Regions from separate parts of the Homo sapiens genome. Here regions 2 and 3 are each linked to region 1. The links are chromatin contacts, found by Hi-C in ENCODE. All regions are on one chromosome and are shown on one strand. Each heading gives the region's core, a stretch centred on a gene start or an enhancer-like site at or near the end of the contact. The rest is flanking DNA. Distances are from core to core; before and after follow the strand shown.

Region 1 (4,345 bases), core at 144-2,643:
TGCGTGTCATCGTTGGGAGGAGGCTCCTACCCGGTCTCCCCGCCTCCCGCCCTCGCCACCCCCCTATTCCCTCCCCACCGCAGCCCTTCCCCTTCCCGGGCGAACCACACCGCCGCTGCCCGGTGGTGCGCGGGTCCTGTTTGTGACAGTCAGGCAGACAGGATTATCCGGATCATGGCCTCCCGGGCCCGCAGCCGCCGCCGTGGCTCTCCTGGGTCCCGGCGCGCCCCTAGCACCCGGACGATCGCAGGCGCCCCACGCCCGCAGCTCCCGCGGCGCAAGCAAGGGGAAGACGCGAAGCAAAAGAACACGGACCCGGGGAGAGGGAGGGCAGGGTAACGGAGGCTGGCGGGCACCTCCGACCTCCTTGGGGGCCTCCTCCCTTCCCTCCAGCAGTGCGGCCCGGGCCGGACATCCCGAACTTTAACACCCGAGCCTGCGCTGCCGCCAGGTACCAGAGGCAGGGACGTCCGCAGCGCCCGGGGCGCAGCCCCCTGGCAGCCCCTTTGCCTAAAGGCCTGCCTACCAATCAGCCTCCCCATCCACGCCGGAGGAAACGCGGAAAGTGGAGGTGACACCTCCGATCAGGCACGCACCGGCCCCGCGGCAGTGGCCGCTACCTCCTTCGCGCGTCAGCTCAGGCTTCTCCCGCTGCGATCCGCTCACGTCTCCGCAGCCGGAGCCCTTTGAACAAGTCCCTGGGAAGCGGGTGGCAACAGCGTCCGTTGGCGCCCCGCCGCCAGCCTGGGCTCCCCGCCCTCCTTTCCCGTTCCCCTTCCAACTCTTCCGGGGAGGGTTGCCCGGGATGAACAGTAGCGTTTCCATCCTCCTCCCCTGTCCCCCAGGCCTTCCCCCTCCTGCGGCCACCCCCCTCCCCGCCGCCTCACTTTTAAGGGGATGGGGGGATTGCAACCTGGCCCAATGTGTGTGTTGCAACCTTGAGTTGGCAGCGCCTCTGACTGCCCACTCAGGATCAAGGCTGTGGCTTGTTGGGATTTTTTTCCTCCTTTGCCCCCTTGAAGTAGTAATTATTACTGTTATTATTAGAACAGCAAGGTTCGGTTGAAACTTTCTCGTTTCTTCCACCGCCGCCTGGGAGCTGTCGTTAGAGCATTCCACCTGAGGCCCGCGGGGAGGAGGCGGGCTTTTTTTTGTCGCGGCGGTTGGCCCGCCTGTTTGTTTTGGTCTCCTTGCATGCACAATAAATAATAATTAGGATAATAATGGATAATCCCGGGCGAAGGCGGCGTGGTGCCGGAGGGGTCTGAGCGGCGGCTGCAGCGGGGCGGCCGAAGGGAGGGGAAAGAGGAGAAAAGAGTTGTAAGTTATATTTACCTTGCTCGCGAGGAGTGTGCTGGCTGAATCTCTTCCCTCTCTGAGTCACCCAGAGTACAGAAACAGAGGGAGAGAGGACTAGATTATGAATATGACTTCATTGATGACAGCCGTCCCCTCCTCTTCCTAAACTCGGGCTCCGCCCAGCGTCCCACCCTCGCCTCCTCCGCGGGCGCCGGAAGACGCGCCGCAGTTGGCCCCGCGCGCCGCTCCTCCCTGCCCGTCCGGGCGCGGGTTGGCGGGACGCGCCTGTCACTCGCTCAGCTCAGCGACTCCGGGAGCGCGGGGGGAGGAGGGGGCGGTGTGCAAGAATGTGGATCTAGACAGCTCTACTGTATGCGTGGATCCGTGTGTGACTGCAAGGCGCCGGCTCTCGGGCCGCGTTTGTGCCTGGAGCAGAGAAACTGCGCGGGATGCAGAAAGCCCCAAGCCCTGCTGGAGCTGGGCGCCCGCTGTCCCTTCCCTGGCAGTCCTCTTCCTCGGGCGCCGCGGGGCTCCTCCAGGGAGACTGCGGAAGGGGAGGAGGCGAAGCGAAAACGGAGGGCAGCCGTAGTAATAGCGCGTAGTAGTTCGGGGGTATGTGGAGAAGGTGCTGGAATTTAACTGTGCCTCCGCCTGCCAGTGCGAGCCTGCAGAGAGAGAGGGAGGGGACGGGGGACGGGCTCCGAGTGGCACCAAAGCTGTTTGTGGCACAGTGTGGACTGTGGAAAAAACGGGCATTGTCGTGCCGGCTGAAACTTTTTCTCCCCCTTCCCTAAGGCTGTCATTATAAATCTGCCCCCTATTCCAGGTAAAAAAATAAAAAATAGAAAAGGGAGGCGGGCACAAAGAACGTTCCTGCCAAATCTGTCTCTTCCCTGAAGGACTGCAAGCTTCCAAATGCCAACGAGGGAGAAACAGCTGAGAGGCTGAACGCCTTATAAATAAGTAAACCCACCCTAACCTCTCTGTTTACTTCGTGGACTAGGTACAGCACTATAACCTTCCCTCACCTGCCATCTTCGCTAAAATATATACAAAAATATGGAAAAACAAACCCTGGGGGCGGGGCTGGCGGGTTAGGGGGCGGCTGAAGCATGGAATCTGGTTTTGATTTAAAAAGGGGAATAAATCTCTTATTTTCTACAGACCGTAGTCTCTTCCCTCTCACCCCGCATTTGAGACCAATTAAGGCTGCAAATTGTAATTTGCTGGCAAGTCGCGGTTTTGAGACCTCTTTGCTCCAATTTTCCTTGAAATACAGTACTTTGGCCGGACCAATAGGTCGGTGTTTGGTGAGACAATTTTATTTTTAGTTTTATGAAGTGTGAAAGAATGTTAGGAGACTTTAAATCAGGGGCCTATTATTTTAGACTCAGATTAATGTAGATGCTTGACTCTTAAAACTGTTCCTATGCAGTAGTGTTATGAAAAGTATGATTTATCCCTTATTTCGTAATGTAATGGCTTAAATTAGTCATTCAAAGTGCACTGTGACTATCTGGTTGAGGATTCTTCCCCCTAGAGTAAAATCCTATTTTAAGACCATTTTACTGTTGCAAAATTGACTCCATTTGAGCAACTGGGTCTGAAATGCAGTTCTAGGATGCTTAAAACTTCAGGCTGGATAAGTTGAAGACAAGAAGTAATGGAAAGAACGCCAAATACTGCCATGTAGTCATTAAGAAGCAAGAATTCTTTATATCACTGGTCCACTGCTGGCTGAAGCAGAGCCCACTAGGGCAGCATTTTCATGATGGCTGGGAGTGTTGGTGATCACCCACCCTATAGCTTTCTAAGGTCTTGCTACTTGCTTGTTAACTTTAGCTTCATCATTTTCTGTCTATCTTGAAGTGAACCTCAAGACAACGAAAGATAACACAGCTAAGAGAAATAGAATATAGTGTGCCCTGAAGGATCCATTGTAAGAACTTGTTTTTCTGCCTGAGGATATGCCGGTATAACTATTAACTGAGAAATATATAGGGAGAAATTTTAAACAAGACTAGTAGTATAGTAAAAGTGTAACATAAATACTAACTTCTAACTGCCTAATAAGTCGCAACTAATAATATAGCCAGATAACCTACCTGTCTCTAATAAAGAGATTTAACCTAATAGCAATGCTTATTACATTGAGAGTATTAGGTTTTAATTTTTTTGGGGTCTAATTTGTTTCTCTGGCATGCCGGCCTCACATGCCAATTTTCAGAAATTGATAACTTCACTTTTATTCCCTTGTGAATAAATGCCCTTTATCCCCTTAAGATTCTACTTCCACTTGCCATGCAAATCCTCAAAAAAACAAAAACAAAAACAAATCAATTAGTAAGTCCCTGGAGAAAGAAACTGTCCATTCCTTCTGGCATTTTGTCACAGGGAAAGTAAAGAAGAAAACATTCCCTTTGTTATATGTGTATATTCTTCAGCTCATATAAAATTTTGATGTTGTCCTTGGAGGCGTTGGTATCCACGCATTGTATACACACAGCTATGGGAATTAAAATACATCGTTGGGAACAGAGATTAAATATAGATATTGCATCTCCCTCTCCCTTCGCATTGGTCTAAGAAAGCACCACCTTCCCCCATCACCCTTCAAGTTGTTCCTCTAAAAATTCGTCTTGTTTGTAGTTTGTACCCTAGCAGTTACGAATTTTATAAAATAAGGCCTCAACACAGGAGAAATGAAAAGGCAGCGTCATTCACTTGGTACAAAAAGAAGATTGTAGAACATATAGCATGAGTTTCACCTCTGAGGTAAAACGAAATTTAACAATTGAAGTTAAGGAGGAAAATGATGGGTTTTTTTTGTTTTGTTTTGCAGAAAATCATACAAAAGCAAATGTGGTTGGAGGGTAAAAGGACTCCAGGAGGCTGCACAGGGTGCTACGTTCACACGCAGCTTTTCTTTTTGGACTTTGATGAGTCATAATGTGTTCTCTGAACTTGCTTTTCTCTTTCTAGTTTGGTATCAAAAGATAGAAGTCACTTTTTCATGTCTGTATGGCCACATTCACTTGTTATGTAA
Region 2 (4,036 bases), core at 1,232-3,731, 2.3 Mb before region 1:
TTTTTTTCTCTTCCAGCTAAGCTGTTCCCATCATTTGGGAAGTTTTAGAAGCTTCTGCAAGCCCCTAGGATACCATTCTATGCATCAAAACCATTGTATTTAAAATGATATTTGAGGGACATTGGAAAGGTTTTTTGCAGTCTCCACCCAGGCTTGTCTTGCTCCTGGGAAGCAGTTGTACAGCACAAGAATCTGATGAACAGAAGTTCCCATGATGCATTGAAGGGTTAGTGTTGCCATCTTGCTCTGTTCCTTAAGGCTGGAGTTAATGAGGAAGAGTTTTTATGTGAATGTCAGGCATGTTGCAATAACTAGCCACAATGGAATAGTCATGGCAATTTCCACCACTTGGTTTCTTTGTTTTTGTGATGTTGCTGCATGCTTCATTTTATGAGTATTTTCTTTTCTTACGTGTGGTTGAGCCCATCTATTGCCATCTTGGGCTTGAATACTTGTATTTAAAAGAGATGAACAGAGAGAAACTGGAAAACTGACAGAATGACATATCCTGACCTCTTACTATTTTTCATCCCCTACTTCTGCTGACAAATATTCTGATGAGTTTGTGTCCCAAGGTGAAGGAAAAGAAAAGAAAAAGTACTGTGGAAACCAGGCTTCTTTTGGTTATGTTAATATCATGGATACAGACCAAGCCTAGTAGTATTCCCACTGAAATTAGATAAATGAAAACTGCCAATAGTCTTTTAGTTTTGGCTTTCTGGGGTAAGTCATTTGTGTCCTTGAGGACTTCTGTCTTGATCAAAGCATCTACTACCTGATTGCTAATTTATATTGGAGTGGTAACAGTAGAATAGAATATAAGGACTTGTGAAATTCTAAGTGTCTGGTGGCATCCTCACTCATTTCATTCATGATGGTGAATAATACTGTCAACTGCAGAAAGGCCTACCTGGAGGATATTGTGTGCATTACATACCTAGATTCCCAAGATGGAAGTCCTTGCATCTGTGGCAATACATGTGATGAACTACTAGGAGCAGACTTTCTTGTAACAACCTTTTGAGGGCTCTGGTCAACACAAGCAGAAGCGGTGGCGAGTCAGAGCTTAGGTGGGGTATGAGGCTGAGGATGTTGAATTCATAAGGATAAAGTGCCACTTTATAGACGTAACATACGCAGGGAATATACCTCCATTCTTAACAGCCTGTGTTCAGAATTTTATACCCTTCTAACACTTCCATCACCTTCCTCTCTTCCCTGCCTATACTTGGAAAGGATGCCAAAGCCTTCCTTAGTGCTTCACCTATCCAGTTTCGAAGCTGTCATGTGCATCCGATCCGATATTTCAAAGCAACCCTTTTGCCATTTTTCACTGTGTTATTCTCTCCGTATTACTACCGGATTTTTTTGGTTGTTTGTTTATTTTTTTATGACCTGACATCAAATCCTGTCTAAACACTAACACTTTTTCATGTTAAAATAAGTCAGTTTAACAAATAAGGCCAGGAAGAAGGCGAAGTGTCTCCCTGCTGTTACCCTGTTCTGGAGTTCCTCGACTTCTGGCGCACGGGGAGTGTGTGTGTGTGTGTGTGTGTGTGTGTGTGTGTGTGTGAATGCGTCAAGAGGGAGACACAAGCTCGGCCTTCGAATTGGCCAGCCTAGTGACCCGCGAGCCCGCCCCCACTCTTCCCCCTCCCCCTCCGGCGCTCACACTCAGGAAGCAGCTGGCTACAGGCCGGCCCTCGCGGCCGCACACACATCCACACTCCTCGCCCGGCTGCCTTCCTCCCTCCCTCTTCCCCCTTCCCCTCTCCCTGCAGCCGCGTCCACACTGCGCCGCCCGGGCAGCCCAGAGCGCGGCGCGCACGGGCACCGGCGGCGAGTGCCGCGGCCACTGCCCCTCCCGGGACCCCCTGTACGCCGTCCGCGCCGTCCAGGGTCACACCGGCGACGGAACCCGCCGGCAGCAATTAGCCAGCATCCCGGGGTCGGCCCCCAGAAGCATTCCCCGGCCCAGGACGAGGATGAACAGGACAGGCGAGGCACAAAGTCGCAACTGAACTTTTTAGAAACATTATTTGTGTGTGTATGTGTGTAGCAGGGGAGAATGAGCTGATGCCGAGGGTCCAGCCACCCCGCCTCTGCCTCCTCCTCCCCCTGCCGCCGCTGCCCTCGCAGACGCGCGCGCACACACGGCACTTGGGCCGGGTTTCCGCGCTCCGTCCCCCCGTTTGGATGGGGGTTTTCATTTCCGAAGGAGGCACAGCCCGCGGAGCGCTCTGAAGGGCTGGAGCCCCAAGTTACTCCTCGCCAGCGCCGGCCGCCCGCTGTCACTCGCGCTGGCCGGCCGGGGGAAGGGACCCGCACGCCGGGCTTTGTTGTGGAAATCCCGGTTACCTGGTAAGTGGATGCCATAGGAACTTTGCTCGCAGGCGAGAGACGAGGAGAAACCGGGCGCTTGAGAGTGTGGGGGAGTTAAAGCTCAGAGACGCAAACTAGGGATTACAAATAGTTTTCTACGCTGAGCCGGTGGCGTTCGCGCGGGTTTAAGGATACGCGCACCTCAACTCCCGGCGTCACAGGTCACTGAGAGACCTGCGCTGACTGAGACTGATAGCAACAATTAGGGTTCAAACCATGTTTCTGTCAGTGGCCTAAGAGCGCCCAGTGTAGAAGACAGATAACGGGGCTTTAAAGTTGCGCTAATTCGGAACAGTTTTTGTGTTTTCATTTCAAGTAGAGCGGGCAGAGGGGTACACAATCAGGGCACGTTACAGGACGCACGGGCATGGGGCGCACCACTCTGGAGTCCCCACTGAAGGGAAACTTTGGCGAAGTGGGAACTGATGGGGTGACGTGAGGTCTCTCGCGCACACGCGGGGCTGTAGTTGTCTTTTCAAGTTCCACGTGTTTGTGGAGTTTCACGAAGGCTGTTTTCCACGCCTGTGTCTCATCCAAGCCGGTGTCCCCATGATTGCGGGAGGTGGTCGGGCTGAGGGTACCTACACTCCTCGCGGGTACCGGCCCGGCGATCCGCAGCCGCCAGGTCTGGAACTATAACCTCCCACGCCGCCAGGACGCAGACACAGCCAGACACGAACCCTCCCCGCCGGGTTCGTCACCTCGCGTTTACATTTTTTATGGGGCCCGACAAAATGTCAGCACTGTTTGGAAAATGTCTCAGTCTCGGAGACGTTGTCCTGCGCGCGGCTCCAGTCCCTATAAATGACCCTGTGTGTATTTTGAAGTCGGCCCGGGTCGCTCTCTGGAAAGCGTGAGTGAGCCGCCGGCTCTCTCCTAGACACACACCTTGCCCCGAGCGACAGTTCCAAGTTACTCACTGGAGCTGACAAGTCACCTCGGGGACCGGGAAGTCACTCAAGTGTCTGGAAATCTTGGCCCTGGCTGATTTGTCATCCTATGGATGATTCAATTAGGTACCTGGCGGGAGAAACTTTGGGGAAGGGTTTCTGGCTCCGCGTTCGCGCCCTCCGACTTGCTGGAGGTGTTTGGGAGGCGAGAAGCGAAAGGAAACCACAGGGTGAGGACACTGGCTCGGCGGGGACCGGGGGGCCGGCGTGGGGGGACTGCGAGCCCGGCCGTGGCGCCCCCGGGCTACAGGCTCCGGCCAGGCCGGGCAGCGCGCGCAGGTCCCCGGCGCCCGGGCTTCCCAGCCGCAGCACCCTTTCGGCCCCCGACTCACTCAGGAGCGAGTTGCACAACAGGAAGCCGGCACTAGTTTGTTTTGTTGCGCTGCGTTCGCTCCCTCGCTCGCTCGCGCACGGGGCCGAGGGTTAGGGGCGGAGGCGGCGGGGGAGTGACGGGGTCGCAGCCGCGCGTACCCCGCCGGGCGCTGTCGCCTCCGCCTCCGGACCCGCCCCTAGCTCCGCGCCGAGGAATCTCCGACCCCGGCAGCGAAGCCAGTCCTATAGGGAACCGATAAGGGCCGCCCTCCTCCTGCCTTGTCCTACGCGCCTCTCCCCCGCTCCCGGCACCTCTCCCGACTTCTCCAGCCCTCCTCTTGGCAGGAGTGGTCTCGAGGACTGAGACCACTGCTCTGTGTGCCTCCTTGAGC
Region 3 (4,378 bases), core at 1,541-4,040, 3.0 Mb before region 1:
GTTTAAGCAGAGACACAAAGTCAAACCTTTCCATACAAAGGCTGTAATACTCCCTCACCAGTTTAAGACCTTGAAGTCCTTTATCTCTTTATACTAGAAAGGAGGAAACACGAGTTACAGGCAGATCACCTTATGCAGTCATTCTGCCCTTCTCTGAATCTCCTTTGCCTCCCAGCCGTGATAGTAGCCAAGACTTTTATGACAGCCAGGCAGTTTACCACTTTGCATGTGTCTTACTCACTTCTCACAACAATCTTATAAGAAAGTGAAGCTAAAAGAGTCGTAAATAATATAACTCTTTTTTTCTTTCTTTTTTTTTTTTTTTTTAGACAGAGTCTTGCTGTGTTGCCCAGCCTGGAGTGCAGTGGTGAGATCTCGGCTCACTGCAACCACCACTTCCCAGGTTCAAGCAATTCTCCTGCCTCACCCTCCCGAGTAGCTGGGATTACAGGTGTGCACCACCACGCCCGGCTAATTTTTGTATTTTTAGTAGAGATGGGGTTTCACCATGTTGGCCAGGCTGGTCTCAAGCTCCTCACCTCAAGTGATCCTCCTTCCTCAGCCTCCCAAAGTGCTGGGATTACAGGCGTGAGCCACCATGACCAGCCGTAAATAATGCAACTCTTAAGTGGCAAGAACACCAGGATTCAAATCCAGATCTCACTCCAAAGCCAATGCACTTTCCTATTCTGCCTCAAAAGCATCCCACCTTTCAGTAATAGCCAGGTGAAAGAGAAACAATGTCATATTCCCTTCCCATATCTGAGACACCTGTCTCAAATCACCAAAGGCACACACACACAAAATTCCCTAATGAGTCCCTAAAACTGCTATAAATTGCAAATACAGGATATTCAGTTAGAGCAAAAACAAGCATGGTGTGCTCTTCTGGCCAGCAAGTACTGCAGCTTTCCTATTCAGGTAAATACATGTACTATTAAGGCAAGTGCTGGATACATCCAGTCTGTACATACGTTACACACCAACAGACAAATGCATGTACAAGCAAATAATTCTCACACTTAAAGTGGTATAAGGTGAGGCGGATGGGGGAAGGGAGGCCAAAAATTGATTATTCATCTTCAAATGTTCTGGGTGTTATATCAAAATACAAGCTGATCATCCCTTATCTGAAAAGCTGCAAAATCTGAAACATTTTGAGCACCAACATGATGCTACAAGGGGAAAATTCCCCGCATAGGTACTTAATACAAACTTTGTTTCATGCACAGACGTATTAAAAATATTGCAAATGACTTAGTGGCTGTGTGAATAAGGTCTATATGAAACAAACGAATTTCGTATTTACACTTGGGTCCCATCCTCAAGATGTCTGATTTTGTATATGCAAACATTCCAAAATTTTTAAAAAAAATCCAAAACACTTTTGGTCCCAAGCATTCTGGAGAAGGGATACAAAATCTTTATTTGCAGTAGCCCAACAACTCACTGTACAAACTTATTATGAAACCAAAAGCAATCATTTCCCTTATTCCCACTTCCAGTTTCCTTCTCCATACTCAGCCGCTCCTACCCTTTCATTCAGAGAAATGGAGTTTCTCCTAACAGATTAGTAATTACTGGAAAACAAACTGGGTAAATTCAACCGACACAGCAAGCTTAGGCAGATAAAACCATGAGGAAACATTCAATGTGGTAGCAGAAACCCCAGCAAGAATAGCTAACGTGTTCTCCCAAAAGCTATCTCTTATTGCTTGGAAATACTCCTCTTTAAAGGATTAAGAATCTCTGGCTGCTTAAGAAGAAAGGGTAATGGACAACGTTTTTCGTTTCTCTGCAAAGTCACGTTATGTGTAAAGCCAACAAAAAAATGTTTCTTAAAGGATCCAAGACGAACAACAAAACACCCCAAAATTACTCTCCCAGATCAACATTAAAAGTTTAGCACTGACATTTTCAGAAGAGTAAGCAACAATGAGCCCTGCCTCTCTTCACACGCTTCCAACCTTCCCTACGCACGCACTCCCAGCTCCAGACACCTTCGCCTTTACTGCAGCGATAAAGGACAGCACACCCACCGTCGCGGGAGGAGGAGGAAGAGCCTCTTTTTCTGCAGAAGAGAAACAGTTCACATCTTGTTCCTGTTGCCTGCTTCTGAAACCTAAAAACAGAAGCAGCAGTTAACTACTACCACATAAATCCAGGGGAAACAAATGCTTTTTCTAGGCTGTTTAAGTGTCTAGAAAATTTTAAAAAGGAATAAGGAGGCGGGAGCGAGGGAATTATAAGACACAAATGGAAGCAAATATCACCAGCAAGACTCGTTCTAGGTGTCGTCTTAAAGAGGAAGATTTTTCTGGCTCAGAAGTTTGCTGCCACTAGCAGGGGGCAGGCGGGACCAAAAGGTAGGAAGGGGGTGGAGAGACAGCTGCTGCCCCCCACCCAGAAGCCAGGCAGAGATAACACCCACCGGCTACACAGATCGGGCGACCAGAGCGCGCCCTCGAGCCCGCAGGGGCGGCTCCTACCCGGCGGGTCAAGGTCTGCGAAGCCCCGGGACGGGCACGGCTCTGAACGACCTCCAGGCTGGGCCCTCGGGGGCCCTCCAGTGTGGGCTCAGCTCCCACTCACATCCCTCGGCAGCGAGGACCAGGCCTCTCCCTGCGCCGCAGCAGCCCTCAGCCCCGACGCGCGCCGCAAGCCCGGGCCGAGGGGCCCGACCGGCCGAGAAGCCGAAGTGGCGACGCGAACACCCAAGCGAGCCGGGCGCCGGCCCAGCCTGTCAGCGCCGAGGGAGGCCGTTAGCGGCGTCCGCTGCTGCCCCCTTCTGCTCCTCTTCCTCTCTCCTTCCTGCAGCCCCACACCACTCCCACTTCGGGCAGCCGGGAAGCCCGTCACAGTTGTCTCCACCCTCTCCGGGGCCACACCGTCTTCTCAACGCCGCGGGCGACACTGGCTTCGCCGCCCTGCTAGCTTCGAACTCAGCCTCCCGGTTGGCCTGCAGTCTCCCCGAATGGCAGGAGACCGGGCCGGATAGAGGCTGGGGGAGAGCCGGACGCGCGTCCTGCAGTGCGCGTGCGCCGCTCGGTGCTGGTCGCGGGACCGGCAGGCGCGGGCCACGCAGGGCAGCTGCCTCTCGGGAAGCCGGCGAGCGCGCGTGGAGATTCCTGGGACGGCCCCTGGGCGTGAGCGCGCAAGGAAGTTAAGGCGGCGGCGCCTCGCGAAACGCTGGTGCCCGGCTGGAGCTAGGCGCCAGCGCTGGGCCCGGCCCTCACTAGATGGGCGGGTGTGTGTGTGGCCGCCGCCCTCCAGGGAAGCGGCCGGGAGTGACTCACCCTGGCTGGCTCCCCAGCGCGCAGCCTGCACTGGAGGAGGCCGGGCTGCCTCCGCGCGGAGACTCCCCTCCCGCACACTTCTCCGCTTTCGGCTTTTCCTTCCACCTCCCGGGTACAGCAGACCCGTCCTTCCCCAGTCCAGGCTGCTAGGCCGAGGGGAAGTGGCGCCGGGGGCCGGGGACAACGCGCTCACACACGCTGTTTCGTGGCAATGCGCCCTCGAGAGCCTGACTCCCATCAGCCACCTTGGCTGGAAAGGGGTGAGGGTGGGATGAAGCGCCCAGCCGCCTGCGGGTTGGCAACAAGGCCTAGCGAATGTTTCTCCTAGAGGAGAAACAACTTTACCGGCGTGGCCTGGTGTAGCCCGGGAGAGGGTGGAGACAACGGCTGTGACGGGCTTCCCGGCTGCCAAAGGGCCTCATTCATTCATTCAAATATTTACTGAGTGTCTACTAGGTGCCGGGCTGTAGGTCCCCAGAGATACCAGGTGAACACGACCCCACACACTCCTTGCCCTACTGGATTGTATTCTGATGGAAGCGACAAAACAACAAACAACGCTTTAAATGCATAATGTGCGGGGTGTGTAATTGCCACTAAGAAAATGCATAGTTTTCTGCTGCCATATACATAATAACAAAGAAAAGGAGTAGAAAGTGAGGAGGGGGTGTGCTATTTTACGGTGGCCAGGAACGATTTCCTAGAATAAGTGACATTTGAGCAGAGATCTGAAGGATGAGAATGAACCAGTCCCATGACTATCTGGGAAAAGAATTTCAGGCAGAGGGACTCCTGAAGGCAAAGACCTTGAGAAGGGAAAGTGTTTGGCAAGTTCAAGGATCAGGAAAGAGGTCACTGTGGCTGGAGGACACGGAAGGAGGGGGCAGTGGTAAGAGGTGAGGCCAAAGAAGTAGCCTGGCACCAGATCGTGTAGGGATTTTTTTCAAGTATTAGCCCTCTTTCTGTCAACCTAAATGAAGTGACGCATTCATAGCTCCTGTTTCCCCATACACAACTGATGCTGCTCTTCAGGTCTGTCTTGCACTTAATGGTTTCTTTAAATAAACCTCACCAAAGCAACT

Evidence for each region. Hi-C counts contacts between places; a loop is a spot of excess contacts on that map. Pooled maps may share reads with other maps.
Region 2: a loop to region 1 is called in a map of naive thymus-derived CD4-positive, alpha-beta T cell, with 5 times the contacts of the local background. The contact joins the promoter of GLIS3-AS2 here to the promoter of SMARCA2 in region 1. A Hi-C loop is called at or near these places in 1 of 168 maps with a recorded cell type or tissue (naive thymus-derived CD4-positive, alpha-beta T cell), 1 of 37 single-sample maps with no recorded cell type and 15 of 50 pooled maps.
Region 3: a loop to region 1 is called in a map of naive thymus-derived CD4-positive, alpha-beta T cell, with 12 times the contacts of the local background. The contact joins the promoter of JAK2 here to the promoter of SMARCA2 in region 1. A Hi-C loop is called at or near these places in 2 of 168 maps with a recorded cell type or tissue (both naive thymus-derived CD4-positive, alpha-beta T cell) and 12 of 50 pooled maps.

Annotation. Positions count from the first base shown.
Region 1 is chr9:2,012,395-2,016,739 of GRCh38, reverse strand. SMARCA2 (SWI/SNF related BAF chromatin remodeling complex subunit ATPase 2) reads right to left here and starts at 1,393. Exons shown (of 34, transcript NM_003070.5): 1 at 1,336-1,393. RefSeq lists silencers at 34-203, 1,344-1,683 and enhancers at 391-947, 1,734-1,783, 1,844-1,893, 4,104-4,233.
Region 2 is chr9:4,297,746-4,301,781 of GRCh38, reverse strand. It overlaps GLIS3-AS2 (GLIS3 antisense RNA 2), which reads right to left and starts at 2,481. Exons shown (of 4, transcript NR_186824.1): 1 at 2,359-2,481. It overlaps GLIS3 (GLIS family zinc finger 3), which reads left to right and starts at 1,714. Exons shown (of 11, transcript NM_001042413.2): 1 at 1,714-2,361.
Region 3 is chr9:4,983,684-4,988,061 of GRCh38, reverse strand. JAK2 (Janus kinase 2) reads right to left here and starts at 2,790. Exons shown (of 25, transcript NM_004972.4): 1 at 2,432-2,790; 2 at 2,040-2,122. RefSeq lists enhancers at 1,988-2,037, 2,838-2,977, 2,906-3,739 and silencers at 2,368-2,697, 3,088-3,167, 3,208-3,257.